Linked DNA regions of Mus musculus: regions 1, 2, 3, 4, 5 and 6 are each linked to region 7. Evidence: chromatin loops called from intact Hi-C (ENCODE). Cell type or tissue: heart. All regions are shown on one strand. Region 1 holds the start of Parl (presenilin associated, rhomboid-like). Region 2 has its middle 18 kb from the start of Eif2b5. Region 3 overlaps Eef1akmt4-ece2 (Eef1akmt4-Ece2 readthrough). Region 4 holds the start of Psmd2 (proteasome (prosome, macropain) 26S subunit, non-ATPase, 2). Region 5 holds the start of Abcf3 (ATP-binding cassette, sub-family F (GCN20), member 3). Region 6 holds the start of Ap2m1 (adaptor-related protein complex 2, mu 1 subunit). Region 7 holds the start of Abcc5 (ATP-binding cassette, sub-family C (CFTR/MRP), member 5).

Region 1 (4,000 bases), 120 kb after region 7:
AGTGGCTGGACTAGGTTGATAGAGAAAAACTAAAGGAGGGAAATTAAATAGGAGGGCAACAGGGACAAGGTGGGTAGTGAAGTCGTGGCTAAAGGTAGAGTGGAGGGAGGGAGGTAAAGCAATGCAGCAAATAGCCTAAAACAAGCCAAATTCTGCAGACTCTGCACAGACCCTGAGAGTCAGGCGGCCAGCCTGTGATGTCTGGGGAGTGAGAAGAGGGGTGGAGATATATATGACGGACACAGGCTGGCCCACACTGGTTCTGGTTTCAGTTGGCTCAGTCCATCCATCTTTATGTTGGCCCATTTGGCCTACACTGACTTTGAAAACATGGACAATAAGAAACAATTGTGTATTTAATCTGTGAATGAAAACATAGAGTCACACAAAGTGGGTATCCCTTAACAACCAAACTCCTCTGCATCCCATATCTAGAAGCTACAAACAATGACTGGGGTCCCTTAAGCATCTCCACTGGTGCTGCTACCCACAGTTATGCAGTGTGTTCTGACTCTTTCTGAATAAGGGTCGCTCCCCATGTTCTTCATTCTCGAAGCCTGGAAACACTCAGCCCAGACCTTTACCACCAGTAACAGAAGAGTTTCTAAGGGACCCCCACCCCCACCCATTCTCCTTTTCCCTCTTGAAATAAATGAGATGACAGAGTAGTCCTGGAGGTGCTTCTGATAGACTCCAATCTAATAATATAAACCAAGGGCCATAAAATTGCAGAGGGAGTTAAAAAGTCTCTTTTACTATAAGTGAGGTTTGTTGTGAGTTCTAGAAAATTGCGGATTTATAGTTAGGAAAGGAAACATGCCATGCTTAGGCATTACACATGATTCCCTGCTACTGTAACATTCTTATTTGAAACATTCCTGTAGAAAGGGAACATTGTTCTCAAAGCAAATGTTAATTGTGCTGGGATACTTGACTCTCAGTTGTCTAGAGATCAACCAGACTCAGGTGTAGGAGACCCTCTCCCTTCCCTTGCTTCTTCAACTGAAACACTTGGGGCTCTGTCTTTGGCTATCAAACTTCAGTAATGGAACCACCCCAGAAATCTCATGCTGGAAGGAAAAAGCCTGAGTTTCTGGGGGCAGCCAGTAACTACAGAAGGATTTGCAACTTGTCAAGGGGGCAGGCTTGGAGAAGGAGGCTGGATCAGGGGTCGGGGGTGACGGGTGAAGGGTGATTGGTGAGGGGACACAATTTCCTTATACTGCACACTTCTTGCCTTCCATTTAAACCTTATCTTTATGTTAGACCTGGAAGATGAACGTGGGGAGTCATTGAATTTCATCCTCTCAGTGTGGTCCCATTTAATAAATCGTTTTCTGCTTTTCACAATCAGACAGATGTCCAAGCCTGGCGAGTTAAGGTTGCCACTGTACAGGGCCATTTCCCTTTTCTGAGACTATAAAGCACAGTGAAACGGTGTCTTGTGGTTAAATGTGATAACCTGAGGGTGTCTGATAACACAGCGTTACTCAAAGCCTCAAGTTTTCCCCAGTCACTCTCACCAGAAACTTCCAAGGTGGCGCTGGTCTGAGAAGAGGAAGACCGGAACTGAACGGCCTCCAGGTGGCGCTCTAGACCACTCCTCCGCGCTGTGTGGCTTTTTTTTTTTTTTTTTTTTCTTCGCCCCGGAAGTGATTTCTAGGCCGGGGTTAGAGAGGTCGGGCCATGGTGGGGCAGAGGTTGGGAAGATGGCGTTGCAAGGTTGGGTACAGCGAGGCTGGCGCTGCGGTCCGGCGTGGGCGCCTCCCTTGGGTGGCGGCTACCGGGAGCTCTCTGCGACCCAGGCCCCGCGGCTGCTTGGACGCAGGTAATGGCCGCCGCTTCCAGCTCCCCCGGCTTCCCATGAGCTGGGGTTGCGCGCATCCTCGGGGGATAGGTAGCCGTGTGGGGCTCCCGCTTTCCATTGTTTACGAGGTCTTTGCTAAAGCTGACTCCTCCCTGCCTAGCTTTTCCTTGGTCCTCCTTTCCCTACTGGCTTCTGGGTGCCGAGCCGCGAGAGGTGTCTGGCCGAGCCCGGCCCGGTTCTCCGGACCCGCGGTCTTTCCTAGTAGTTCCGAGGGATGTGATGGAAAGGGGAACTTCTGAGCGTTAATTGCATGTCCGGCTCATATTCTTGAAAGGGCTGTACTGCTGTAGGAAGCACGTGGCCTTTCCGGCCGGCCGGATCTTACATGAAGTGTAATAGAAGAGAAATTCCATAGCAGTTGAATTAATACTGACGTTGAAACTTAGTCCGAAGATGTCAACTTTGCAACTTCTACCTAATTGATGGTACCATACACACCAAGGGGCCTGAGGTCTTTATAAACGTGTGAGCTAGCCAGAGATGAGATTGAGCCTGGCGAAGGCACCACCTGATCTTAAAATTCACCCGAGGTGGGCACAGGTCTGTAATCTCAACTCTCAGTAGTCTGAATCAGGAGGATGGCGAGTTGGAGCCAAGCTGGGAAAGGCTGAATTATAAATAAATAAACAGCACCTGGACTATATGTAGATTCATTTCCCAGGTGCCACCCAAAATCAGAATCTTGGAAAGTGGCGAAAGCGGAAGAACCTGCTCCTCAAGTGAAGCTTATTAACATCTGTGGAAAAGTTGCATATGGTGTAGCTTACTGGCTAACGTTTAAAATCAGGCATTGCTTTTAAACAGCTTGGTGTGGTCAGACTTGCTTGTAAGCAGGGTTAGGCGTTCAAGGCTAGGCTGGGCAGCAGAAGACTGGAAAAAAGAAAGGAAGAAAAAAGTCTTAAACAGGTGGAACTGGGGAGGTGCCTTGGAGGTAACAAGATTTCTGTGATCCTGTTGATTTGCTGTGATAGTTTCGGGAAAAGGCAGCAAAAGAAGTGGACACTTCATCTCTGAGGAACCTCATTGGTAGGGTGCTTGTCTCTAGTAACACCACAAAACTTGTCAAAAGAGTTTAGCCTACCTATCATGGTGGCTCAGGCTAGTAATCCCGGCACTTGGGAGGTGGATTAGGAGTAGGAGCCAGACTGTCAGGCCACCATGGATTACTTGAGGTCCTGTCTAACCCTCCCCTCAGTACATGTGGTATTAAAATTTATATGGAAACTTGGAAACTGACATTCTTAATCTTGTGGTTATGGGAGAATGCATTAGATGAGAATGTGGGTGAACCTGAAGTGGCTTTGCTCTTGTCTCCACATGTATGAACTTAATAGGGAATGGGAGTTGCTCGCTTTGTAATCACTAGTCTGTTTTGAGCCACTGTGGTTCTAAATTAGCATGAAGAATGAGCCAGGCCTTGTGGCTCTAAAGAGGTCCCAACGTTTGCATTTTATAAACACTTTATGTGGTGATACAAAGGCAAAGGTGATACAAACACAAGGTCCTCAGGCACCTGCCAGCCCACACACGGTTCTCCCTTTACAGGAGTTATAAGATTTTATGATATGGTTAAGTTTAGGTTGCTGCACTCCTGTCCTTCAGGATTCTTGTCTAGCAAGAGAAATCAATAGTACTGGGTTACAAGTTTAGTTCTGTATAATGAATGCATTCTGATGATGATCATTTGGTTTAGTTCAGTGGGAACTGATCACTTTATTTATTAGACCTACTTTGGCTACTTTAAACTCTTCCTGGGCTTCGTGAGCTCTTAGCTCAGCACTCAAGATTCTCTGCTCTTACAGGGGACCTGGGTTTGATGCCCAGTTTCCACATGGTTGCTTACAACTGTCTGGAACCCAGTTCCAGGGGCTAAAGGCCTCTTTAGGCCTCTGCTAGCACCAGGCACACATGTAGTGCACAAACATACATATAGGCAAAACCTCCATATACATAAAATTAAACGCTCTTGGGGCTGGAGACATGGCTCAGGGGTTAAGAGCACTTAGTACTCTTCTAGAGGACCTAGGTTCAATACCTAGCACTCAAATGATGGTTCACAATTGCCTGTAATTCCAGGCCTAGAAATCTGTTACCCTCTTTGGGCCTCCAAGGCATCAGACACATGAGTTGCAC
Region 2 (4,000 bases), 55 kb before region 7:
AAATCTTAAAAAAAAAGATTAAAAAAAAAAAAAAAGAATTCCACTACCTCAAATACATGAGCCAATGGGGAGACATTCTCACTCAAACAACTAGTTGCCATTGTAACACGTCTACAATGAGGGCATAAATAGACCAATTTTTTTTTGCAGTTTGATGAGGAAAATAATTTGATCAAACTTAATGTTGTAGGGGAGGCAGTTTCTGAGGATGTAGACATAATTTTTTGTTTTGTTTTGTTTTTTGAGACAAGATCTTACTATGTAGCCTTGGCTAGCCTCCAGCTTGTCACATCGACTAGCCTCAAACTCACAGAGTCCCACTCATCTCAGCCTCTCAAGTACTAGGATTAGAGGTGTTCACCACCATGCCTGGCAAAAGCAGCTGTAACTGTTAAGTAATTAGTCTTAGTAAAGCAACACCTACTTCGCGTCTGCACTGGGACAGGACACTTTTGAGATGAGGCTCCACCCATCCACTCCAATTTGTGAAAATTCAAATTTATTTGAAAGGAGAGAGTTTGAACTCAGAATACCTCAGAAAGCATTTCCTGCTTGAAAACAGCAGCCTAGGAGATTGATTTTTGCAGATTTAAGTATATAGAAGTTTTTACAACTATGGTCCAAGAGGTAAGACTCCATTCTGAGGTGTCAAAGAACTTGAAACCATCATCCATATGGTATGTTTTGCAAGCACAAACAAACAAACAAAAGATAACCCAGAGTTTTGAGACTTGTGTCATGGATTTTGTTCCATAGTTCCAGAGAGTGGCTAAGGCCAGGCAAGGTGTGGCATGGCCTTCCCACAAGAAGACCATGAGTGACCATTTTATAAAGTTGAGAAGATGACTCCTGAATCAAAGTGGAAGGAAGGCCCAGGATGTTGGGGATTTCTGAAGCCTGTTACATTCGATGAGGAAAGCTGTAGGCATGGAATCGAGCCAGACCATGAAATGTGATTTGTGCAGCATGTGACAGAGTTGGAGGAATGGGGCTACCCAAGTCCTTTGAAGTACAGATGATGAAGCTATCATGAGTCCCAGATGCCTGGCATGCAGTTGCATATTTGGCTCTTTTGGACTAGGTTTCAGTCCTGCTTTGGTCCAATCTCTCTTTTTTTGTGTGGTCATCCTTTTTTTCCCCTTTTGGACCTTAACTGTTTACTCTGTACCATTGTGTGTTGGATGTAGTAACTTGTTTCGTGATGGTACAAGGTATCCAAGTTTGTTAGGGTGGTAAAAACCAGGAACTAACACAGAGGTGTTGCAGGTCATGATATTACAGTGTATCCAAGTTAAAAGATGCTCTGAGCCACAGAAGCATCTCTGCATTGACTTTAGAACAGTAAAAGACTATGGGGGTGTTTAAAAATTAGGTTTAATGCGTTTTTCCTTGCAAGATGGCCACAGGACAAGGGTTGAATGGTTAAGACTTAAAAAGTGGTATGTCTGGGGCTAGAGAGATGGCTTAGTGGCTAAGAGCACTGGTTGCTCTTCCAGGGGTCCTGAGTTCAAGTCCAAGCAACCACATGGTGGCTCACAACCATCTGTAATGGATCGGATGGCCTTTTTTGTGTGTCTGAAGACAGCAAAAGTGTACTCACATACATTATCTATATCTCTATCTATCTATCTATCTATCTATCTATCTAGTGGCATGTCTGGACATCAGGTTGATAAGGAATGGACTTGTGGTTGCTAAAAACATCAATTAGCAACTTGACAGAATTTAGAATCCCCTAGGTGTGGTGTTTTGAAGATGAATGTCCCCTGTAGGCTCATATATTTAAATCATTAGGGAAGGATTAGTCAGTGTGGCCTTTCTAGAGCAGTTGTGGCTTTGTTGGAGAAAGTGTGTCACTGGGGATTGGCTCTGAGGTTTCAAAAGCCCAAGCCAGGTCCAGTGTCACTCTCTCTTCTGCTGCTGCTCTTGGATGCAGATGCAGAGCTCTTGGCTACTTCTCCAGCGCTGTGCCTGCCTGTGTGCCACTAGGTTCTGCACCATGATGAGAATGGACTAAACCTTTGAAACTGTAAGGAATCCCCAATTAAATAAAGTGCTTTCTTTGATAAGAGTTGCCATGGTCATGGTGTCTCTTCACAACAGTAGAACAGTGGCATTTCTGGTTTGGGTTAGGTAAGAAGAGCAGCCCAAGGTATAGGTACCATGCTATCAAAAGAGAAGAAATGGGGGCATTGCATATGTTGTCACTGGAAGTAACCTTAGGGTCTCTTGGGTCTTTCCATAGAAAAGAATGTCATCAGAGCCCATGTAAAGCAAAGTCAAAGTTTATCAATGGCATCCAGTATAAATATGAATATTAGAAAAAAACAAGCTGCCCCGCCAAGACAAGACATCCCCAAGCATGGACATGGTTTTCCCAGAGCTGAGTCACTTTTAGGTGTTTTAAAGAAAGATTTATTTATGTGTGTAGGTGTTTGGCCTGAGTATGTGTACGCTGTTCAGCACATAACTATAGTGTCTCTACAGGCCAGAAGAGGGCACCAGATTACATAGATCTGGCGTTACAGCTAGTGCACTTTAAACTCGGATCCTGTGTGAAAACTTCAAAGGTTGAGGTTTGGTCTTTTGCTATGTATTGTAATGCTAAATACTGGCTGGCTCTGGTTGCCTCAGGCATGAAAGAATCCTCACACAGCCAAGTGATGCTGTTGTAACCTTGCTTCTTAAATTAAAACTATTGGTTGAATAAAGATGCAGAAGAGAGAGAGGATGGGGGAGGGGAGAGAAGAAGACACCATGGAGTAGGTTTGCCATGAAAACAAGGCAATGACGGCTGGCCAATTGAATTTAAGAGCAGGCCAGGGGCTGGACAGATGGCTCAGTGGTTAAGAGCACTGACTGCTCTTCCAAAGGTCCTGAGTTCAATTCCCAACAACCACATGGTGGTTTGCAACCATCTGTAATGGGATCTATGCCCTCTTCTGCTGTGTCTGAAGACAGCTACAGTGTACTCATATAAATAAAATAAATCTTAAAAAAAAGAAAATGAATTAACAAACAAACAAAAAAAGGAGCAGCCCAGATGGAACATGGTTAGTTATAAATTGTAGGGAAGTAGACACTAATATCTTAGAGGGTGGATATCTGCCCATCTCTAGTGCTTTAAAGGCTTATTATACATAATAAAAGTTGTGTGCTTTTTATCTGGGAACAGAGTGATCAAAGTGGAGTAGAACCCCCCTTTGAGATTAAATATTTACTACAACTCTTAGCTGCCGAGACACAACTGTTAGGTAATTTTACAAGAAGCATGTACAGTGACATTCCATGTTCCCATTTAACAAAGCTTGCTTAAGTGTAGCCGGCATATTCACCCTGAGTGGACTCAGGGAGCAGCTAGTGGCGGCCATAGGCAGGTACAGGGAGGACTGGAACCTTTCAAAGCTTTAATCTTTTATCAGCACTCCTGATTTTAAAAATGACGAGGGTCAATAACTCCACTCCTACTGAAAGTATAACGTAAAAACAAAATTCTAGGCCTTTAGGCCCAGGCTTGGGAATATGACCTCTGTGACTAATGCTCCAAGGTATGCTAATCATAAAACAGATAGCGACATTCATCCACCCACCCGCTTCCTGGGTTCAAAGAGTGTTCATTCAAAGAAAGTCAACCTGACCACTGCTGGAACCCGCTATGCAAATGTGCTATTGTTAGGGGCTCTTAGAAACTGTCTTGAGAGATAACCTGCACAATTACCAGGTATTCCTTGTGACTCTTGTGACTTTGCACTTCCTTGGGACTCTTAACCAACAACGCCCTCCCCACTTCCTTGAGTTGTGGTTTCTTCCTTTAAATACCCCCTTACCCAGCTACTTGGCGCGCCACGGTCCTCTACCCCTGCATGGTGTATGACCGTGGGCCCCCGAGATCACTCTTGAATAAAAATCCTCTTGCAGTTTGCAGCAAGACCATTTCTTATGAGTGATTTGGGGTGTCGCCTCTCCTGAGTCAGAACATGGGGGAGTCCTCACGTTGTGG
Region 3 (4,000 bases), 220 kb before region 7:
TTCATGGGCTCTGGACACCACGCTTTCTCTCAGTACACTTCCCCAACACCTTTCCTGCATGACCCCAACTTCTTCTAAAGGCATCCTTCCTTTGGAGGGAGTTCTCCCAAGGGGCCATACCTGAGCAAATCCCACGAAGAAAAGCTGGTGATTGGTGAGCCCCACAGCAGGCAGCGGCTGCTCCTCCCCATGCTTTCTCAGCCATGCTTTGTAAGCCTGGGTGAATAACAGGTAGCAAGTCCACCAGCCCACATCCCCAAGGACCCTTCGACACAGTCTGGGGGACCCAGCCACTCACATTGTAAGCAGCCTTAAGGCCCCCATTATCGGCGATGTTTTCCCCCAGGGTCTGGAGTCCATTGAGCCTCTCTCCATTGACCTGGTACTGGCTGTACTGTTCTTCCATGCAGGCTGTATGGTTCTGGAAAGCCGTCAGTGACTCATTCTGCCACCAAGGACGCAGATTCCCTTCTTTGTCATACTCACGCCCTGAGAAGAACTCATCTTTGCAACCCACCCACGGGGGAACAAATACCCCAAACAACCCTAGCCCAAAGACACCAGGATCCCTAAGACTTGCCCCCAACACCCCATATCACTGTAGTAGTCACTGGGAATTCTAGAATGGGCCCCTACCTTGGTCATCAAAGGCATGTGTCAACTCATGGCCCATCACTACGCCGATGCCACCAAAGTTCAAGGCCCTGGTAGAGGAGGAATGCTGAATAAGGTCACAGCAGGGACATTTCCTGATTCCCCTCCAGGTCTTCTCCCAGTTCACCCACATGACCCCAGAACCCAGACCCTCCTGCCTCAGACACACTTTGGATGGTTGTGAGCATAGAAGGGGGCCTGCAAGATGCCAGCAGGGAAGACGATTTCATTCTTGGTTGGAAGGTAGTAAGCGTTCACGGTCTGAGGTGTCATGCTCCACCTGAGGGAGGAAGAACGAGGCTGACGGGCCTCACTCTCCTTATGCTTCCCAGCCTGACAGCCAAGGCCTGCCCTGCCTGTCTCCTTCAAGGGCCTTGAACCACTCCTCGTTTCCATCCCCCAAAGCCCTGGTCTACCTCTCTGGCTGCCCCACGTCTGCCCGCTCATTCTCACTGGTCTCGGCTGGGAGGTTTGCGGAGCTGGTCAGCCATCACCTTAGCTGAGAAGTTGTACAGATTCAACATGTTTTGGAAAAAAGAATCTTCAGAGACTTCATACTATGGGAATAGTGGAAGGGAGAAAGCAAGTGAGAACGTGTTGGAGAATCCCAGCAGGAGCTTTCGAAGCAAGCCTCTGTCTCCTCTACTGTAAGATGGCTGTCGACAGCTAATTGACAGTATTTTAAAGGTACTTAAGTTTCAAGGGCTGTTTTGTTGTTGCTTTTGTTTTGTTTTGAGACAGTCTCACTCTGCATCCCTGGCTAGCCTGGAGCTTACTATGTAGACAAGACCTTGAACTAAGAGTTCTGCTTCCTGAGTGCTGGGATTAAAATCATGAGCCACCACATTCAACGTTTTTTTTTTTTTTTAAACTTACATTCTTTTGTTCTTACAACCCTGTAAGCTGAGTCCCTTTTATTTGTTTGCTTTGTTTTTGTGTATTCTCGCTGCCCTGGAACTTCCTCTGTAGACCAGGTTGGCCATAAAATTGAAGATCCATCTGCCTCTACTTCCCAAGTGCTGGGATTAAGGGCTTGCACCATTACAGCCCAGCAAGGTGAGTATTACTAAAGTCCCATTTTACAGATGAAACTGAGGCCCAAGTTATATGTCCTGTCCAATCTTACACAGAAGTAGGAACATGGTCAACTCAGGAAGCACTCCAAATTCCAACCTTCATTAATGCTATATTTTATTGTCAACTGGCCCATACCTGGCACAGAGATTATACTTAGACAACTTAATTACTTGTATCTGCCTTCTGTCCTCAGTGCCTGAACTTCTACTGCTGAGGCCGGGTACAATGCCAGAGCCGCAGGATCTGAAGGTTAGTATGTGAGCAGAGGTACTCACCCCATCATAAACATCATCCAGCTCTTTGGGCTCCAGGATGAAATCAGGGAAACCAATCATATCATAGATGGCATCTGCCTACAGAGACCAAGGTAAGGATTTCCCTCCTAGATCCCAGCAAAACTCAATGGGCTGTCGCCGCCTCAAGATGGCGCCCCCGACACAGCCATGGCTTACTTTCTCCTTGGCTGCCAGCCGGGTCTTCTCATCCATCCAAACCAAGTCTCCCAGGGTCTCCTCAAAAGCAGAGCGGATTTCATTGATCATCCCCTCGGCCTGCGGGAGAGGGGAGGGTCACAAGTCAGCTTCCCCTGCACTGACTGCCTCTTTGCCCTCCACTGGCCCTTGGGTTCCATCCTGGTCTATCCAGGATGTCATGGATTATGAAGAGTCCTGAAGAAAGGCTGCCCAGCAGGGAGGGTGGGACCACCACAGGGGACATTATTGTCATTGTGGGTGGCATTTTTCCAAGTAACTAAGTAAACATTTAAATTGGCAGTTGGGTGAATTAATATACTTTCATTATCTACATTGTTCTTTATCTGGTTAGATAGGAGACAAATGAACAGATTTTGTACAGTTGAAAACTGAGGAAAACTTATCACTGATAATCTCATCACACAGCTATCTTCTTTTAACAGTCTGACTATTTCTAGTGTTTTTCCTACCCCAGAAATTCAGACAGAATATGGAACTGTGTTATGCAATGTGTATATAGTTTTGCAATCTGCTTTCGTTCTGCTTTAAAATGTTTCAGTAGGCCAGGTATGAGAGGCAGGGGCAGAAGAAGGGGCATCACAACTTTGAGGCCAACATGGTCTACAACAGCAAGTACCAGGCCAACCTCATCTCAGGGTTGGGTTTCTTGCTTGGGGGTAACAAACTTGTCAGGCATGTTAAAGGGCTCCAGATGCAATACTGGCATTACCAGTCTCTCTTTTAATCAAAAAATTAAAGCCAGACATAGTTGTTTAATCTAAAAAATAAATTCTAGGTATCAGAAGGCTGAGGCAAGTTCTAGCCTGGAATTCATAGTAAATTCCAGGCCAACTGAACCATCTAAAAAATGTGAGACTGTTAATTTTTTTTAAATAAATAACTAATTTATCTTCAACTTAAATGTGGTATCATAATCCATCCTATTATTTATTTTTCCTTTACTGCATAATTGGACATCTCAGGTCTCCCATAAATATCTAATATTTAATATTATTATCACCTATTATTATCTCTTAAGTATTATTTTTGGTTTGGTTTGCTTTTATTTTTTATTTTTTTAAGGATTTATTTATTATTATATGTAAGTACACTGTAGCTGTCTTTAGACCAGAAGAGGGAGTCAGATCTCATTACAGATGGTTGTGAGCCACCATGTGGTTGCTGGGATTTGAACTCAGGACCTTCGGAAGAGCAGTCAGTGCTCTTAACTGCTGAGCCATCTCTCCAGCCCCCTTGCTTTTATTTCTGTTTGCTTGTTTGTTTTTCGAGGTAGGGTTTCCCTATGTAGCCCTGGCTGTCCTAGACTTGCTTTGTAGACCAGGCCGGCCTCGAACTCACAGGGATTTGCCTGCCTCTGCCTCCCAAGTGCTGGGACTAAAGACACATGCCACCACACCTGGAAAGTTTTGATAATTACATAGGTAACATAAACCTAGTATAAGACTTTGTAAATTACAGAAAAATGCAAGGAACCCCACACCTCATAGTCCCACCCCCCAATGTGCTGCTTAGTGAAATCCCTTCCCAATTTTCCTATGCATACACATAAATGACCAGCAGGTTTTTAAACAAATCAAAGGGTAGTTTTAGAAACATGAAGACTCACGATTTCCTTGCTTTGTCGGTCAAATGTGGCTTTCACAAAGAGTGAACCCAGAGCAAAGCCAAGGGCATCATCTGTATTGGAGATGCAGGTCTGCCACCTCGGAGTGCAGGACTGAAAAGGAAGAAGGAGCGGGGTCCCAGAGATAGCAAGGACCTCTAGTCCGAAGGCC
Region 4 (4,000 bases), 230 kb before region 7:
CTAAGACTCCCTGGAAGACGAGTGCTACCTGCTCTCCTGTACTCACTCACCTGGTGAGATAGAGGCAGACCTTGGCGTAGGCGTTCTCATCAATGTCCTTCTCTAGCATGTCCACCTGCTCAATTTCCATGAGCAGGTCACAAGCCTCGTGCTCTGCATTGTGAGCCATGTTGTAGGGGACGATTTCCTTTACCAAGGTAAGCAGTGGTTCCCGCTGTGCTTTCTCTGCATCATCCAGCTCCTGCCACTCCTTGGCCACCTCTCCTGCCAGATGTCTATGGATAGATAGACTTGCTCATTAGGGAAGCATGTTGCTGGGAGTCAAGGAATTCAGTGTCTGGGGGATTCAATACATTCAGTTTCCCAAACAAACAGAATAATGACCCCAAGTCCCTTCTCATGTCCATAAAGAAAATGCCTTACCTGACGTATTCATGGCCCCATGACGCCAGTTCTTCCTGGGAGCCCACGAGCCGATACTTGAGGCACTCCCGCTCACCACTCATGGTCATGGCCAAAACAGAGATGATGTCAGCTGCAAAACACTAGGAAAACAGCATGTGCCATTACAGAATCAAGATTACTGTCCACAAAATTCACCTATAAAATTCAATATATACTAGTCTCTATACAGAAAAGTTCCATGCTAAGCCTCAAAAAAAAAAAAAAAAAAAAACCCTAAAGTTGGTGTTGCTAGCTCCCTCTGAAGCTAACCTAACTCAAGAGTAATAAACAATGGGGGAATCAAAGAAAGATGCTTCTGCCGGGCAGTGGTGGCGCACGCCTTTAATCCCAGCACTCGGGAGGCAGAGGCAGGTGGATTTCTGAGTCCGAGGCCAGCCTGGTCTACAGATGAGTTCTAGGACAGCCAGAGTTATACAGAGAAACTCTGTCTCGAAAAACCAAAAAAAAAAAAAAAAAAAAAAAAAAAGCCAGATGCATCTGGGTTTGGGTTGTAGTGTGTTTCCCATTACACCACAGTCTCATTACATCATATTGCCTAGTTTGGCCTCAACATTCTAGACCCACCCAGCATAAATTTTAATTGCAATAATAAACTACTAAAAGGTGGTAATAATAATAGCAGCATAATCTAGGGGTCTGAAAAACAGGCTCAACAGTTACAAAAACATGCTGCTCTTGCAGATGACCTGACTTCAGTTCCCAGTACCCACGTGGTGTTCACAACAGCCTAACTCCAGTTCCAGGGAACATGTTCCCAGCCTCTGGCCTGTGCAGACATCACACGCACAGGATACACATACATACATACATACAGGTACGGAGGCAAAACATTCATCCACATAAATACAAAACTGAATTTTAATTTTATTAAAAAAATATTACTTTTATCTACTATTATTTATTTATAATTTAAATATTCTACCTAAATAACTATAAATTAAATGATCTAGAAAGATCACTGTAACTGCAGTATGATAGGCAGATGATGTGGGAGTCAAGGACAAAAGCAAGCCAATTAGGAGGCTACTCAAAATACACTGCAAAGTAAAGACTTCTGGGTCACAGTTGCACCAACAGGACAAATGTGACTCAACTGAGGGTTTTTAAGACATAAAAGGGGCTCACAACCATCCGTAATGAGATCTGACGCCCTCTTCTGGTGCATCTGGAGACAGCTACAGTGTACTTAGATATAATAATAAATAAATCTTAAAAAAAAAAGACATAAAAGGGATGAATGTACATGGGACAGAAGAGAGAGAAGGGACATTAAATATAAGCCTTAGAAAGCCAGGCATACTGGCTTATGCCTCTAACCCCAGCACTCCAGATAGAGGCAGGAGGAGGAGGAAGGTCATAAAATAAAGTTCCGTCTAGGCCACACAGCCGAGTTTGAGGTCAGCTAGAGGGGCTGGAGAAAAGGATCAACACTTAGGAGGACTTCCTGCACGCTCATGAAGATCAGAGTTCAAATCCCAGCACCTATTAAGACATCCCAAAAACCTCCAAAAACCAAAATCAAAAAGACATCCCAAAACCAACTATAAAGACCGAGGGTCTTTAGGCATGCATAGGCGTGACACTTATGCATATGCACATGCATACAAGCACATGCATTCAGGCACACACATATATGCACACACTATAAAAATTTTAAATTAAGTCAGAAACACATCGTGCTAAGAAAATCTTAAGATATAATGAAGCAGAAACTTCTAAGGAGCTGAGAAGCATTCTCAGGCTTTCCACTGGAGAATCAGTCTCACTGTGATGAACTTTCCAGCTAGATGGGGTCCACTAGGCTTTCAGTGACTTAGCATTAAAAAAGGAATTATTCAACTGGACAGGTCCCAGCCATATTCTGAATTACCTTATTCTCCCCAGGGGCCATGTTCTCATAGATTTCCTTCAATTTGCCATAGTGTGGACGCAGAAATTTGAGAGGCTTGGGTACTGAAGTCATGGAAGTTGTAGAAGAACGAATTTGTCTTCTCAGTTCCTCCAGAGCTGGTCGATATAGAGATGTATCTTTCTCCTAATAGGGGATGTTAATGCTCAGACCAAAAGGAGTCACATTTCTCCACATCACGACCCATACATACTTAACCAATGCTTTGGTCAAAGACATAACTGGCTCCTATTTCATGATGCCTCAACCCCTGTAAATGACCTGAGACCCATGACCCCATTTAAATACCCTTTGTAACTCTTCCCTCAAATTATCGTAATATCTAATATGTGGTATCTAATTGTTGCCTCAAAATGAAATAGAGTAAACAAATGAGAAACATCAACTATACTCCCCCTGTAGTAACATCTTGACTCACCCCGAGTCGCTCCACGAGCATCTCCAGTTCATCTTGAAGCTGTTTGTCCTCCTCAGACTGGAGGGTTAGGGGAAGAAGCTCATCAAAAGTGGGGACCCGAATCACATTCTCCTCCCACTTACCCCGGGACAGGTGAAGAGTGTGAATGTCTATGGACAAGAAGAGGGCGTGGGATAGGGAAGCAGCCCTATAGGAAAGGCTGTCTACCTTAGGAACCAGGCAGACTCTGCTTGGAAGCCATTCTAGGAAATAACCAAAGAACCGCGATGTGATGGTGAGGGCCTCAGGGAGTGACAGTGCGTAATGGGGCGGGCAGGGTATAAAGAAAGGGTCGCCCCATCCTGAGTCTCCCCGGTGCGGTGGGCAGTACGGAGTCGGGCCCGAGGCCTTCGAGCCAGCAGTGACTCAGCCCAAGGCCTCCTCCTCGGGCTCCCCAGGCTGCGCCTCACCAGCTCCTGCTCTTTGTCTTTTTCCCCGGCATCCCTTCGCTCCTTGCCACTCGACTTCTCGTCCGCGCCGCTGGGGGTTGTCGCGGAGGGCTGTTGGGACTGCACGGGTGTCTTGTCTCGTCCACCCTCCTCCATCTCCGCCACTACTGCCGGCCTGCTGCGCGCGCACCTGCTCGCACCGCCCCTTTTCCCAGAAGGCCACGCGCGTTGTCCTCCAGACCGGAAGCGCCCTGCGGATCCCGAGTCCCGCCCTCTGGAGCAGGACGGGAATTACTGTTCCGGCTTCCAGCCCGAACGGCTACTGTTGAGTTAGGGTGTCTCTGTGCGTGCAAGGGTGGTCTGACTGCAGAGATGCCTAGCTCTCCGATCCTGTAGCTTCACCACAACTGGATGCATGGTACGATGAGAAGGTCATCCTGAAGACAGGACGTCCATACATGTTCATGCTTGCTTTAGTCCTCTGTAGGAGATTTCTATGAGCTCAAAACTCTTCAAGTCTTGACCGAGTCTGTGTGACTTCGGTGTAATTATGCCACTACTACTGTGGAATAGTAACCGCAAACCATTTCCCCCAAAGTGAAGATGAAATTTACTTATTTATTATCCCAGGTTAGCCTCGAACTTACTTTCTAGCAGAGAATAACTTCATTACAGACATGAGCTGCTGATGCGTGTAGATCTTGGATTCTAGGCATAACCATCCATTTCCACTGCCAATGACTTCTTCAGCCTTTGGAGAGAGATTGAACAGCCCATTGC
Region 5 (4,000 bases), 120 kb before region 7:
CCATTGCGTCCCACCAGGCCGTAGCGTCGGCCCCATGCCAAGTTTACATCTGCTCCAGCCAGCAGTACCCTGAAGGGGTGGTAAGAAAGAGAGATGAAGAATCATCTAGAAACACAGCTCCTTCTCCTTTAATTAGAAAGATCCTGCCACTGGCCATTCCCTCACCTGTCACCAAAAGAGACATCAAAGTTCTCAATTCGCACATCATAGGACTTGTTCTTGCCAGATGATTCCAATCGACTCTCTTTTCTGCTGCCTGCCTGGCTAGCTGACGCCTCCTCCAAGACTCTTTTTAAAAGAGAAACAGACAGCTTTTAGGGCTCCCGAAAGTCCTTCAATACCAGAATCTGCCCTGCTTCCTGCTTAGAGCCCTTCTTCCCAAACTCACAGAGGGTTGCTGGTCTTCAGTGTTTCCTTCTCTGAACGCTTCTCCTGCTTTGCCTTCAGTCGAGCTTCAGCCTTCTCTAGTTTCTTCGCATTTACTGTCTGAGTGAATTCCAAACACAACCAGTTCATACTAGGGTACAGGTTCAAAAAGGAACTCCAGAGATTACTGCAAACAAACCCTTAAACTTACCCATGACGCTACATAAGCAAACACGCAGGGAAAGACACACCAGAAATCTCGCCCAAAGATACACCCACTATTCAGTAGACGGTCAACTCTCACACCCACCACAGCCCCTTCCCACTTCTCACCGAGGACTGTTCCCTCTTTAGCAGTCCTGGAAGTTTGGTGTCACAGTCTGTAAGTGATAAGAAAAGCAGTCACCTTCTCCATGAGAGAAGGGAAATGAAGACTTTGAATGACTAACAAGAACCAAGGATAGTTTTAAAGATAGCATTATAACACTGAAATGGACAGTTATTAGCCTTGAAGTAAAGGGCAAAACGATCTCACACTTAAGAAGAGCCCAATGTACTCTTTTAAGACCACGCTGTTGGTTAAGGTACGAAACTGGCAAAACCAGCTTCAAGGTCTGTATGCCTCCTACTACAGACAATAGCTTGGAGAGCCCTCCAGGCCCCGTTCTCCATCACAAGCTTTTATGGTCACAAAAATACCGCTAGCTCCTACAAGCCTTGTTGTTGAGATGGAGAGACCTGAGCTGCAGCGAGGTGGTGGCTGGGGGTGGAGGCAGAAGGCAGCTAGTTCAATCTCCCCTCACTCTCACCATAGTTTTCCATTATCTTCGACAACTGGATGGGGGCGTCCAGTAGCACCTGGCTGTTTCCCTGGTTCTGCGGTTCAGCCCTATGTAGGTAGAGAGAAAGCACTCACTTGGGAGAAAAGATTTACAGCCTTCAGACCTTCCCCCTCGTTTGTTCTCCATTCTCCTCTCTTTGCCCATCAACTTCATTCCCTTGGCACCTACAGGCGTAGAGTGTTGTACATGCGCTGACAGACAGCCCTAATGCCAGCGTCATCCTTGCTGTCCCCGGACACTTCTTGCAATAGTTCCCCGACAGCTTCCACCAGGTCATCCACAGACTCGAAATCCGCGCTGCCACTGTGCAAGACACCTGAGCCGGGTACCGCAGAACAAGACAGACAACGGGTAGGGCGGATATAGGAGCAGTTTCAGTGTCTGTACAGCTCACTCGGGGCACCAGACCCCACTGGCCCTCAAGATAAGAGGTCACGCAGAGAGACCAGATAGCGGTCTGCTGCACTGTCCGCCCTCAGTCTTTCCCCACAACCTCCACTTCGGCCTCCCCAGGCAGTTAATTCAGTTTCGCTCACCGGTCACGTAGTCGAAGACCTGCCCGTCAATTTCAGGGAACTCGCTTCGCAGGATATCAGCGCAAGTCGCCATGTTCACTCGGGATCCAATCTGCGCAGTCGTGGTGAGACTTGGGCCTAGGACCGCCTCCCTGCCCTTCCTCCCCACCCCGAAATCGCACCCCTCATCCCAAGGAGCATGCGCAGGGTTGACGTAAGAAAGCAGAGTCTGCGTGAGTCCAGGGGGCGGGTCTAGTAGAACGGGACGCAAGCGCCGCGGAGTCCAGCAGGCGTGGCAGCTTCCGCGCCTGCGCGGTTCCAGTTTCCCGTCTACGTCTACCACCTGTGCGGGTTTTCGCTGCCTTCTGGAAAGTGGAGGTTGTATCGAGGGGCGTGGCAGGATCGCCCGAGGCTTATCGTAGTGGGGAGCACGGGAGGTGTTGCGAGGGGAGAAATGCCTAGACACGGGCTAACGTGGGAGGGGGTCGCTTTACAGCTTGGATACCTTCCCCGCAGGCGCATGCTGCTGCTCGCCCACCTTTGGCGTTTTGCTGACTCACGCCAACTCTCGGTCCAGAGTGGATCAGTTTCAATTAGTCCTGCTAGTTGAATCAGCTGGGTGAGGAGCACACTTCTGCTTGCCTCTTTGCTCTGTCCTCAGTTCCTTCACACTTCATAGGTGTTCAACTGGGTCATTGAGAATGAAGTTCTGCCACCCCAAGGCACATCACCCACTGCCAGAAAACCTGAACAAGCCCTTTTATAAGTTCATTGTTTATCCTGGGTCTACAGACAAAGCAGATCTCAAGTGTCTGTAAAAGATACACCTCACACACACACTCAATTTGCAAAATTAGACAACTTTATTCCAATGCGCTCAAATTACACCCGTTTATATTTCCGAGACAATCTCTCTAGAGAGCCTAAGCTAACTTAAGAACTGAACCTCCTGCCTGTCGCCAAAGTGCTGGAATTAAAGGCATGTGACAACACTCGACTGCCCATTCATCCAGCTTAAGCATTATTGCAATGGGGAGCTGCCAGTCTTGGTGTTAAAGTTTAAAAAAGCTATCAGCATGCCTGAGGTTATAGATTAGTTGGTAAAATGCTTGTCTACCCTGAGGCTTTGTGTTTGATCCCCGGTACCTCATAAAACTGGGTGCGGTGCATGCCAATAACTCCAACATTCAGGAGGCAGGGATAGAATGATCAAGAATTCAAGGTTGCTGGACTTAGATGGAACCAGCCTTTAATCCCGGCACTCAGGAGGCAGAAAAAGGCAGATCTCTGAGTTCAAGGCCACCCTGATCTACAGAATTCCAGGACAACTAGGGTTAAAGAGAAAAACCTAAGGAGAAAAAAAAAAAAAAATCAAGGTCACCCCACTGCTACAAAATGAGTTCCAGGCCATTCTGGGGCCATTTGAAACCTTGTTTCAATTCTCTGGTCTCAGTAAGCTACTGAGTACTCAATTCTCTGGTCTCAGTAAGCTACTGAGTACACCCATATGTGTATAATACATTTAGGAGACTAGGGCAGGCAATTTGGGAGTTCGAGGCCATTCTGGACTGTACTAACTTCCGCATAAACAAAACAGCAATTGAACCTCTAGATCTAATAACCAGTTTACAGTAAATTCAGGCCAGGGGCTGGAGAAAGGACTCTGAGAAGTGCTTGTTCTGTTCTCAGCATTAAGACCTGAGTTTGATCCCTTGTACCCAAGTAAAGTCAGATGTATCTGTAAGTCACTGTGGTCTATTTTCTGTATAAAATGTACTTAGGCGCTTCCAGTTTACTTTAGAGTTGAGACATTAGTAGCTATGCAACTGAGCCAATGTATCAGGAAATCAGAGAGGGTTCTCCAGCCCCAGGAGGATACAGGGTTTGGGGTGGAGACAATGGTAGAAAAACAACGGGAAAGACTGAAACTCTCTGGAATATCAGGGGAAAAAAGGGCAGGATTTTTTTTTTTTTTAAATATAGATCAGAGACTCTAAAAACATTGGTTGTGCCAAATCATAGGGCCAGCCAGGCCTTTCTGCCTGTTTCCCAGGCTGCTTTATGTTAGTTATTCTGTCTCCAGTCCTGAGACGTGAGGCACATCTTTACTCCCACACCCTAAACCCCAGTGCTGGTAGGCAAGGTAAGATCACCAGGACTTAGGAGCTGGTCCGCTGAGCAAAATCATTTTTCCAGGGCCAGTGAGATACTGTCTTGAAACTAGAGGCAGTTGAAGAATACACTCAACACGAACATCTGACCTCTATCTGTACACAC
Region 6 (4,000 bases), 110 kb before region 7:
CCCCTACTGTGCACTCTCACTCCTGCTGCTTCCAGTGAGTCACAGAGAAGGCCTGCCTGCAGATGCAGGAATGGCGTGGCGGGAGGGATTACTCTAGTTGGCTTGAGCCTGGGCCTGCCACCAGGCATAACCTTTAGAGCAAGCATTACCCTTCCAAGAAGGCAACGGAGCATGACCCTCTAGAAGTCTACACATTCCAGGAAAGGGTGTGCAGGGTGAGGTGGGGCTGGGAGGGAAGAGGCCCTTAGGCTCTAACACAGAGCCAGGAAGGTGGCTGAAGCAGGCACATCTTTCCCAGGCAGAGAGATAAGCAGACAAAGGAACAGAGGCCCGCTTAATAAGTTCTTTAAAAGATTTCATTTTTACCGACACACAGGTACATGCCAGTGTGCTGTATGTGTGGAAGCTAGGTGTTAGACTGAACACTGCCCTCCACCCCTCAAGCCTGAGTTAGGGTGGTACTGAGCCAAATGACATGTGCCGGGACCTGAACTCAGGTTTTCTGGAAAAGCAGTAAGAACTCTTCAATGCTGAGCCCCTTTTACAGTTATTTCTGGTTACTGTCTTTTCAAAATTTCTAAGTGTGACAAAAATTAGGTCTGTATGTAGTAGCATTAATCCTGCCATCTAAATTGTGTCTCCAAATCTGCCAAGTCAGTCACTTCTGGCCTGGTGTTTACCAAGCAATGGGCAGGGATAACAGAATGCCTCGACTGCCCAAATTATTTTGGTCAAAATTAAGGTAGAATATTTGAGTAACGGGGTTAATCTGGTTCTAGATTTCTGGATTAGTCCAGATATTAATTTCACTGAGGTTAGTTTAACAGACTTTTTGAAACTGAAAAGTTAACCCTTGAAGCCCAGTGACAAGTCCAAAGAAGGTGAGAAAGAAAATGCAAAATGGAGGTTGAGCGCTGAGCAAAGGACCAAGTCCACAGGTATCAACCTCGGGTGGGGGATGGTGTGTGTGACCTCGGGGGGGGGGGCGGTGTGTGTGTGTCCTGGACGAAAATGCAATATTTAGTTAAGGAAAGGGTTAGCTGGAATTGCTAGCAAAAGACCAGGATGACCCCAAAGCACCAAATACAGCTGTGGGAGTCCCTAAAGGTCTCCTATGGCAAAGGTCATAGGAGCTTGGGAGGAGCGAAAAACAGCGAAAAGAGATAGACAAGAAAAAGAGAAAGCTGAGAGACAGGGCCTACTCTTCTGTTAGTGAAGCATAGGGGGCTGGTGGAGTTTTTCTCAGCTGAGGGAGGAGAAGACATCTAGGCCCGGGAGATGTCACCACGGGATGCGGGGGCTGTCACAGGTCTGAGGTACAAGAGCCGTGGGGGTAAACCAGGAGGATGGAATCTCTCAGTGTTCGAGAGAGACCTGTCACTGTCCAAGGGAGTGGCACCAGGGGATGTCAATGTCCTGGGGGATGGGGAAATAGGAAACCCCGGGGTTGAGCGGTTGTCAGGATTCTAGGGATGGGGCGCCGCGCGGCGTCTCCCGCTCTAGGATTCCAGCCCTAGTCTCTTCCCGGAGACGCCTGGCGGGTCACTGGAAGGCGTTGCTCCCCGCCCTTGCTGCAATCGCGCCCAAGGCACCCCCGCCCGGTTGTCTACTCCCTCCCGGGTCTGAAGGCTGAGGCCACTCCCCGGTGCGGGCAGTTTTCCACCCAGCACCGTGCAGGGCAAGGCAGGCTACCACAGCACCCTCGTCGCCTGATAAGGACCTCTAAGTCAAGCCTCCCAGCTCACCTGGAGTCAGCAGCCCCCACAAGGCCGGCCTGGCCACTCTCGGATCCCAAGATGTCCGCCCGCCCCCAGCTCGCCTGTCTGCTGCCTCGGCTTTCACTGCAGTGCTCCCGCCCCACCCCGCCCCGATCGCAGCTGCGCCTGCGCGCTCGCCTCCAGCGGCGACTACAAGTCCCGTCAGTCCCCGCAGCTTTCAAGCTGACACATCTGAGCGCCCTAGGCTCAACAAAACTACAACTACCGACAGCCTTCAAGACAGAGAAGACGTCAGCTTTAGTGCGCCTTGCAAGCAACACGTGTCGTGATACACTCCAACCATTGTTTGCTTCACTGAGAATCACGGGAAGTGTAGTCTCTGCGACCCTTCCTGTTCCTAGTTAAGTGGGGTAGCTTTAAGAGACCAAAGCTATTTGTCGAAACCAATTGTAAATTTTGAATTACTATAGTCTTTTATTGTCTCCAGATTTCGAAGACTGGCTACTTTACAAACACAACTTGGCATAAGCTTGTTACTGCTGAATTTACTGTTTTTTTTTTTTTTTAAACACCACGTTTGATTCTCCCAAACGTGTGTGTGTGTGTTTTTATATATATATATAAAATTTATTTGTATGTATTTTATATATATTCTAGGATTGGACTGATCCCTTTCTCAGGGATAATTATCCAAACAGAAAAGCTGGGAAGGAAGACAGCTAAACGTTAATGTTTTCCTCAGCTAAATCTGTGACTGTGGTGTGATGGTGACGTATGCCGTTAATTCCAGAGTTCTGGAGGCAGAGGCAAGAGCATCTCTGTGAGTTTGAGGCCATCCTGGTCTAAATAGAGAGTTTCAAGACAGCCCAGGCTACATAAGAGACCCCTTTTGCCCTCTACTCCAGTTTAGTTGGGCATGGGATTTTAAAATCCCATTTCTCCTTTAATCCCAGCACTTGGGAGGCAGAGGCAGGAGAATTTCTGACTTCGAGGCCAGCCTGGTCTACAAAGTGAGTTCCAGGACAGCCAGGGCTACAGAAAAACCCTGTCTCGAAAAAAAAAAAAATCCCATTTCTCAACTGTGCAGTGGTGGCACATGCTTTTAATCTCAGCACTGGGGCGGGGGGGGGGGGGGGGGTAGAGGCAGGCAGCACTCTGAGTTCAAGGTCAGCCTGGTCTACAGATCAAGTTCCAGGACAGCCAGGGCTACAAAGAGAAACCCTGTCTCATAAAAACAAAAAAGGAGAGAAAAGATTTCCTATGATATCCAAACTGAGAGAATGAGGAAGAGCCAACCTGGACACAAACAGCTGTCTGATTATTGCCAAATCAGGAAAATTTGGTTTTTCTCTCAGGAGACAGAGACATCCTGCTGCCTAAACAGGCCAGAGACTTCTATGGCAGAAAGGAAGTGGGTGGGTGCTTAAATCTGGTTGCTAACCCTACTATTCCTAGCAATCTCCTTCTAAGTAGCGAAAACCCAAAAACTTCTAACTCCTGAACTATCATTCAAGGCTTCATATCTATCTTTGCAAAGGTTTTCTCTTCCCAATATACCCTAAAAGTTTGCTGGTTTAGAGTAAATTAATAATAATAATAATAATAATAATAATAATAATAATAATAATAGCTACCATTTATTGAGCACCTACTCTATTGTGTGCCAGGCACTGTGCTAGGCACTTTTCGTACAATATCTAATTCCTCACAACAACCCTGTGAGGTAGGTATTATTATCATCATTTTACATATGGGAGGACTGAGGCTCCAGAGAGGTTAAATAACTCTTTTACACAACCAAAAATGAGAGCTGGAATTCAAGCCCAAACCAACTTGACTCCAAATCCCATGCTCTGTAAATTAAGAAAGGGAGAGGAACAGCTGAACTTCAGAGTGTCAAGAGTAGAAGGGTGTGTGATGCTGACTAATACCATGTAGGTGTAGCTTGTAACGAAGGTCACCAGGACAGGAATTCAAGAGGAATAATGCTTGACTATTATGGACATGCCTGTGGAGATGTCCAGTGGGTAATAAAAACAGGTCTAAAGAGAGGGGAAGCTGGGGTTGGAGATCCAGATTTAGAAGTGGCCAGCATATCAACAGCTTAAGAAGAGAATGGCTGACACTATCATGGGAGTGGGAAAGGAGGAGATGTGAGCCAAAGACAGGATGACAAGGGTACTGGCGTCCAGCGCACAAGTGAGCACTGACGAGGGATTCTCAAGATCACAGGAAAAGGCAGAGTTAGAGAGAACCGAAGACAGCTAAGATCAAATCATGCT
Region 7 (4,000 bases):
CATACTCTATTATGTTATGTGCTTTGATGCTCTTGGAAACCAATCACAACAAAGGTCAGTAAGAACTGCTTTGTATAGTTAGCTACAGCAAGCACGTCCCGCACTGGTGAATGAGCCTTTATGGTTTTTGCTTTTATAAGCTTCTCCTGCACCAATGTAAGAAGTTATTTGGAATAAGACTTCCATTTTGAGTAGGGGTTTAATAGTTTTAAATTCCTAAGAACTCTTTGGGGTTTGACATCCTACATGGCAGAAAAAGATATGGACATGGGTAACTGATATCCTGGTTGGCAAGTTAAGGCATGGATGTTAGGCAATGCAAGTTGATCCCCCAACCAATGGGAACAGGATACGTGTACAACAAAGACCTGCTCCAGAGGAAGTCCTTATCCCTAAATCCTGATTGGTGGAAGAACTTGACACAGATGTTTGTGGATTTCAGACTTAAAAAGCTCTGTAGATTCTGGCTCGAGGTTGCAGTCAGCTCCTGAGTCTGGTCTTTGACCCTGATCAGTCAGTCCCAGGACATACGCTCCATAAACTATCCCTGTCTGCCTGAGATCAGTGTTTGGTGGTTTGTCTGGCGACTCCTTGACCCCAACAATATATATCTTAATTTTAAAATAGTGAAACATAATCAGCTTTTTGTTATTATGACAATATGACAAATACCGGAGAAAACATGAACTTAAAGGAGAAAATACTTATTTTGGCTCAGGTTTTTATCCATGGTGAACTGGTTTTGTTAGTGTGTGCTCGGCACAAGGCTGAACATCATGACAGGAAGGGGTAACACACATCTCTCAAAGGTATACTTCCAGGGACCAACTTCCTTTAACAAGCCTCCAAGTCCTCATATTCTACTAGCTTCTAATAGTGACATGGAACAATCAGTCAATATTAAACCGTTCATTAACTCAGAGTCTTCATGATCCAACTTCCTGAAAGCCCAGCTCTGAACACTGCCTATCTTCCTGAGCTTTCTGTGTGTCAAATATACATCCTGTCAATAAGTCCAGCTTTATGACATTAGTGTTCACAGTAGCTAACTAGGTAGTTGTATGATGGACAATCCAGTTTACTTTCTTTTTAAATCCCTTAAATGGGTAACCATAAACAAGCCCCGGGTAGTTTAAAGGTTGGGAGGCATGCAATAGAGTAGTCTTTATATTATGATACTAAAATAGATAAAATAGAAAAAATAAAACGACTAATGCCTCGGGAGCTTTACATTTATTTATAAAAATAGATTGATTAGTTAGTATATCATTTTGACATCCCTTGTCACTTTGGAAATTGCGATTCTGGCATTTCACTACTTAGAAGTCAAGAAGCTGAGATAGATGGGTAAGAGAAAAGATCCAAAGGTACCATTCATGCAGAACGTGGAGGACTCATGCACCCATTAAGTGACACCACAGCTAAGAGTTGGGGCTGGACAGAAGCAGGCTATGATGACCTTCACGATGTTTTCTGGCACGTGGAACCGCCGCATAGATTTGGAAGTTCCTGACTTTGAACCTCTGGCTGTCAGAGAATACAGCGCCACCGGCTACCCCGACCCGCCTGCCCAGCCCCCGTGACTAAGGCAGAGAAGGTTCCAGACTGGGCATCAGAAACCGGGGAAGGATGGGGCAGCACGAGATGCGCGCGGGTACTGTGAGCAGCCTGCACCCCATCCCGGGCACCAGCGGTGCTTCTGGGAAACGTAGTCTTTTGCGGTGTGCGGCGCTGGGGGCTGCCGGATGAGGGACTACGATTCCCTTCGGTCTTGCGCAAGCTTTGTGCATCGCGCTTGCGCGTTGTGGGGGACTATGCCGCTATAAAGGCTTGTTTTGCTCAGGGTCCGATGTTCGCGAGCGTGCCCGGGCTGTTTGCTCTCGTGTGGGGAGGCTGGGGTGCAGGTAGGTGACGGTTCACGCCTTTTTCATGCAGTGTCGGAGGCTGTCACGGGCTCACTTCTTTGGGCTCTCCAAGGCGGGGTGGGCGGTGGGAAGCCTCGGACGGGAGAAACGGGGCCTGTCTCGTTCCGATCTCGCGCGGTCCCCGGCTTGTTGGCGACCTCGCGGGCTGTGCGGAGGTCTAGATGTTAGAAGGCAGGAGGGGAGGTTTGATGGGTGGTCACGGCCGGCTCCACTCTCCGCGCGGCCACCAGGGGGAGCTGCGTTCGCTGTGGGTGGGTCGTGGAGCCTGTGCTCGCAGGCCCGGGGCTGGCATGGGAACGCCCTAGGGCCGGGTGGCGGAGCTGTCCAGAGAGAAGCCCCAACCTCCCTCCGGGACTGGAGGCTGTCAGCCACTTACTACGTAAGTCATTATCTATGTTTTGTTTTGTTTTTTGTTTGTTTGTTTTGCTACTGGTATGTGGAGGTACGTGGCATCAGCACACACAGCGAAGCCGAGGTAGAGATGGGAGCCTAGATCTTCTGTCACCAGTGTCCTTTTCGGTGCTGACACGCAAAGGAGCTAGTGGCTTTGTGTTTATAACACCTGGATTTGGTGTTTTCGTACAGATGTGGGAGTCTCGATGCAGGTGGGCACAGGAATGACCGGGGAAGTCTTGAGTTCCGAAGGGAGAAATGGATGGGTTTTACTGGGGTCTCTGGAGTAAGTGACAGGTGAGGGAGCTTGGAGGCACAGGTGGGCCCTGGGGGAGAGGTGGGGGGGGCGTGATAAGTGGTTCAGCTTCCTTGTAGCTTCCAGTAGCTTCCAGTAGCTGCAGGGCCTGAAGGAGCTTCCTGAGGCGCCTAAAACCTGAGAGATGTTGCGATAACAGAACTTGGAAACACCAACCTGGTTAGTTACAGTTCTCCAGGCCTACACAATGCCCCTCCCCCCTGCAGAATCGTCACATCCACCCCTCTTCACTGGAAAGAGAATTTTAGAGCAAAACCAGGTGGCCCCCAACCCTGTCAGTTTTGAGTCGGGGTACTAATGTGAGAGTCCCCACTTTGTTTATTCTTCTTTCTCCCTTTATAGTGCTGGCTTAAACCAAAATATGCCAGGTTTTCCTAGTCCTGATACACACACCCTTTCCTTTGGATTTGGCAGGGCTGGGGACTGGAAAGAACCTCTGGCCTACATGCTTTTATCACTGAGCCTAAGTTAGCATTAGTTTTATAAAAAGACTTTACATTAGCTGCAAGGGAGTTGTCTAGAAAATGGGAAGTATGAATTGCTCTTTGGGCTGGAGAGGGTCCTGGTGTAGTAATCCTTTCTTAGTTGATTGCTTCATATCCATATTCACCTTAGCCCTACTCTACCGGCTTCTGTGTGTTCTTCTTGTCATATCCCAGACACACAGAAGATGGTGGTCTCCTTGTGTTCAGTGTGAAGAAACAGTAACTTTATGGCTACTCAGGTGTTTGCATACTTTAAGGTGCTGCACCTTTATTTATTTATTTATTGAAAGTGAAGCTATGACATTGGTGAAGATCATGGGGACAACGATTCCCCATACCCCATTCTTATAGAAACTCGCTTTGTCTGGAAGGTTAGGGAAGTTAGAATAGGCCACTGAAGTCCTATCTTATCTCACCATTAGGAAAACAGTTGTTTCTGTCAAAACTGTCTTTGCTACCACAGTCTGTGTGTACACTTTACCGGTTCCGCTTCATAATATATGATTGAACACACACAACTGAGAAAAAACATTGCCTCGTACAGTTCTTCGATAACTTTCCCTGTTGTTCTTGATGTGTTTGGTGTTGTGAATGGGGTCCCTTGGGCTCCTCCCTTTTAAGCTTCCCCAGCCCCCTCTTGCCTATTTTTAAAGTAGCGAGTAATCTTCCTCTTCCAGATGACAATGGCAGATGCCAGATCTGTTTATAGCTTGGCTTTCGGAAGAGCCAGAGCCACAAGCGTTGTTTTTGCTTAGTAAGCTGGTTTTGGTTTTGTTTATAGTGTACACAGTCATTGGGCTAGGTGCTCTTTCTTTCTTCCTTTCTTTCTTTCTTTCTTTCTTTCTTTCTTTCTTTCTTACTTTCTTTCTTTCTTTCTGTCT

What was found. Peaks named below come from ENCODE experiments on the same cell type or tissue, not always from the same donor. Only the 100,000 strongest peaks of a DNase experiment are listed, where the experiment ranks them.
Region 1: it touches region 7 in a loop (2.5-fold over the local background); 3 of 42 quality-filtered maps call a loop at or near these places.
Region 2: it touches region 7 in a loop (3-fold over the local background); 5 of 42 quality-filtered maps call a loop at or near these places.
Region 3: it touches region 7 in a loop (2.1-fold over the local background); 3 of 42 quality-filtered maps call a loop at or near these places.
Region 4: it touches region 7 in a loop (2.8-fold over the local background); 3 of 42 quality-filtered maps call a loop at or near these places.
Region 5: it touches region 7 in a loop (2.7-fold over the local background); 2 of 42 quality-filtered maps call a loop at or near these places.
Region 6: it touches region 7 in a loop (3-fold over the local background); 2 of 42 quality-filtered maps call a loop at or near these places.

Annotation. Positions count from the first base shown.
Region 1 is chr16:20,300,037-20,304,036 of GRCm38, reverse strand. It overlaps Parl (presenilin associated, rhomboid-like), which reads left to right and starts at 1,675. Exons shown (of 10, transcript NM_001005767.4): 1 at 1,675-1,828. The coding sequence starts at 1,710. In heart, a CTCF peak has its summit at 1,560 (motif pointing right); a DNase peak (open chromatin) is centred at 1,756; H3K4me3 peaks cover 2,192 bases; H3K27ac peaks cover 1,513 bases.
Region 2 is chr16:20,478,896-20,482,895 of GRCm38, reverse strand. No RefSeq gene overlaps it. Among named protein-coding and RNA genes, the nearest start is that of Eif2b5, 18 kb to the left of the region's middle. In heart, a CTCF peak has its summit at 2,488 (motif pointing right); no DNase peak of the experiment used is centred here.
Region 3 is chr16:20,640,557-20,644,556 of GRCm38, reverse strand. Eef1akmt4-ece2 (Eef1akmt4-Ece2 readthrough) reads right to left here. Exons shown (of 20, transcript NM_177941.1): 12 at 3,832-3,942; 13 at 2,184-2,282; 14 at 2,007-2,084; 15 at 1,108-1,211; 16 at 824-934; 17 at 637-704; 18 at 299-489; 19 at 121-216. Ece2 (endothelin converting enzyme 2) reads right to left here. Exons shown (of 19, transcript NM_139293.2): 11 at 3,832-3,942; 12 at 2,184-2,282; 13 at 2,007-2,084; 14 at 1,108-1,211; 15 at 824-934; 16 at 637-704; 17 at 299-489; 18 at 121-216. Among named protein-coding and RNA genes, the nearest start is that of Psmd2, 9.1 kb to the left of the region's middle. In heart, a CTCF peak has its summit at 2,153 (motif pointing right); a DNase peak (open chromatin) is centred at 2,166.
Region 4 is chr16:20,651,093-20,655,092 of GRCm38, reverse strand. Psmd2 (proteasome (prosome, macropain) 26S subunit, non-ATPase, 2) reads right to left here and starts at 3,441. Exons shown (of 21, transcript NM_134101.2): 1 at 3,242-3,441; 2 at 2,793-2,849; 3 at 2,336-2,500; 4 at 424-545; 5 at 51-275. The coding sequence starts at 3,376. In heart, CTCF peaks have their summits at 1,600 (motif pointing left) and 3,482; a DNase peak (open chromatin) is centred at 3,422; H3K4me3 peaks cover 2,097 bases; H3K27ac peaks cover 1,249 bases.
Region 5 is chr16:20,546,490-20,550,489 of GRCm38, reverse strand. Abcf3 (ATP-binding cassette, sub-family F (GCN20), member 3) reads right to left here and starts at 1,887. Exons shown (of 21, transcript NM_013852.2): 1 at 1,745-1,887; 2 at 1,377-1,524; 3 at 1,176-1,255; 4 at 700-746; 5 at 389-486; 6 at 166-288; 7 at 1-69. The coding sequence starts at 1,817. It also overlaps the pseudogene Gm15760. In heart, no CTCF peak of the experiment used is centred here; a DNase peak (open chromatin) is centred at 1,939; H3K4me3 peaks cover 2,493 bases; H3K27ac peaks cover 1,985 bases.
Region 6 is chr16:20,533,347-20,537,346 of GRCm38, reverse strand. Dvl3 (dishevelled segment polarity protein 3) reads right to left here. Exons shown (of 15, transcript NM_007889.3): 15 at 3,334-4,000. Ap2m1 (adaptor-related protein complex 2, mu 1 subunit) reads right to left here and starts at 1,867. Exons shown (of 12, transcript NM_009679.3): 1 at 1,746-1,867. In heart, no CTCF peak of the experiment used is centred here; a DNase peak (open chromatin) is centred at 1,946; H3K4me3 peaks cover 2,222 bases; H3K27ac peaks cover 1,692 bases.
Region 7 is chr16:20,424,152-20,428,151 of GRCm38, reverse strand. Abcc5 (ATP-binding cassette, sub-family C (CFTR/MRP), member 5) reads left to right here and starts at 1,758. Exons shown (of 30, transcript NM_013790.2): 1 at 1,758-1,904. In heart, CTCF peaks have their summits at 1,939 and 2,148 (motif pointing right); DNase peaks (open chromatin) are centred at 1,741, 2,141, 2,701 and 3,771; H3K4me3 peaks cover 2,957 bases; H3K27ac peaks cover 1,978 bases.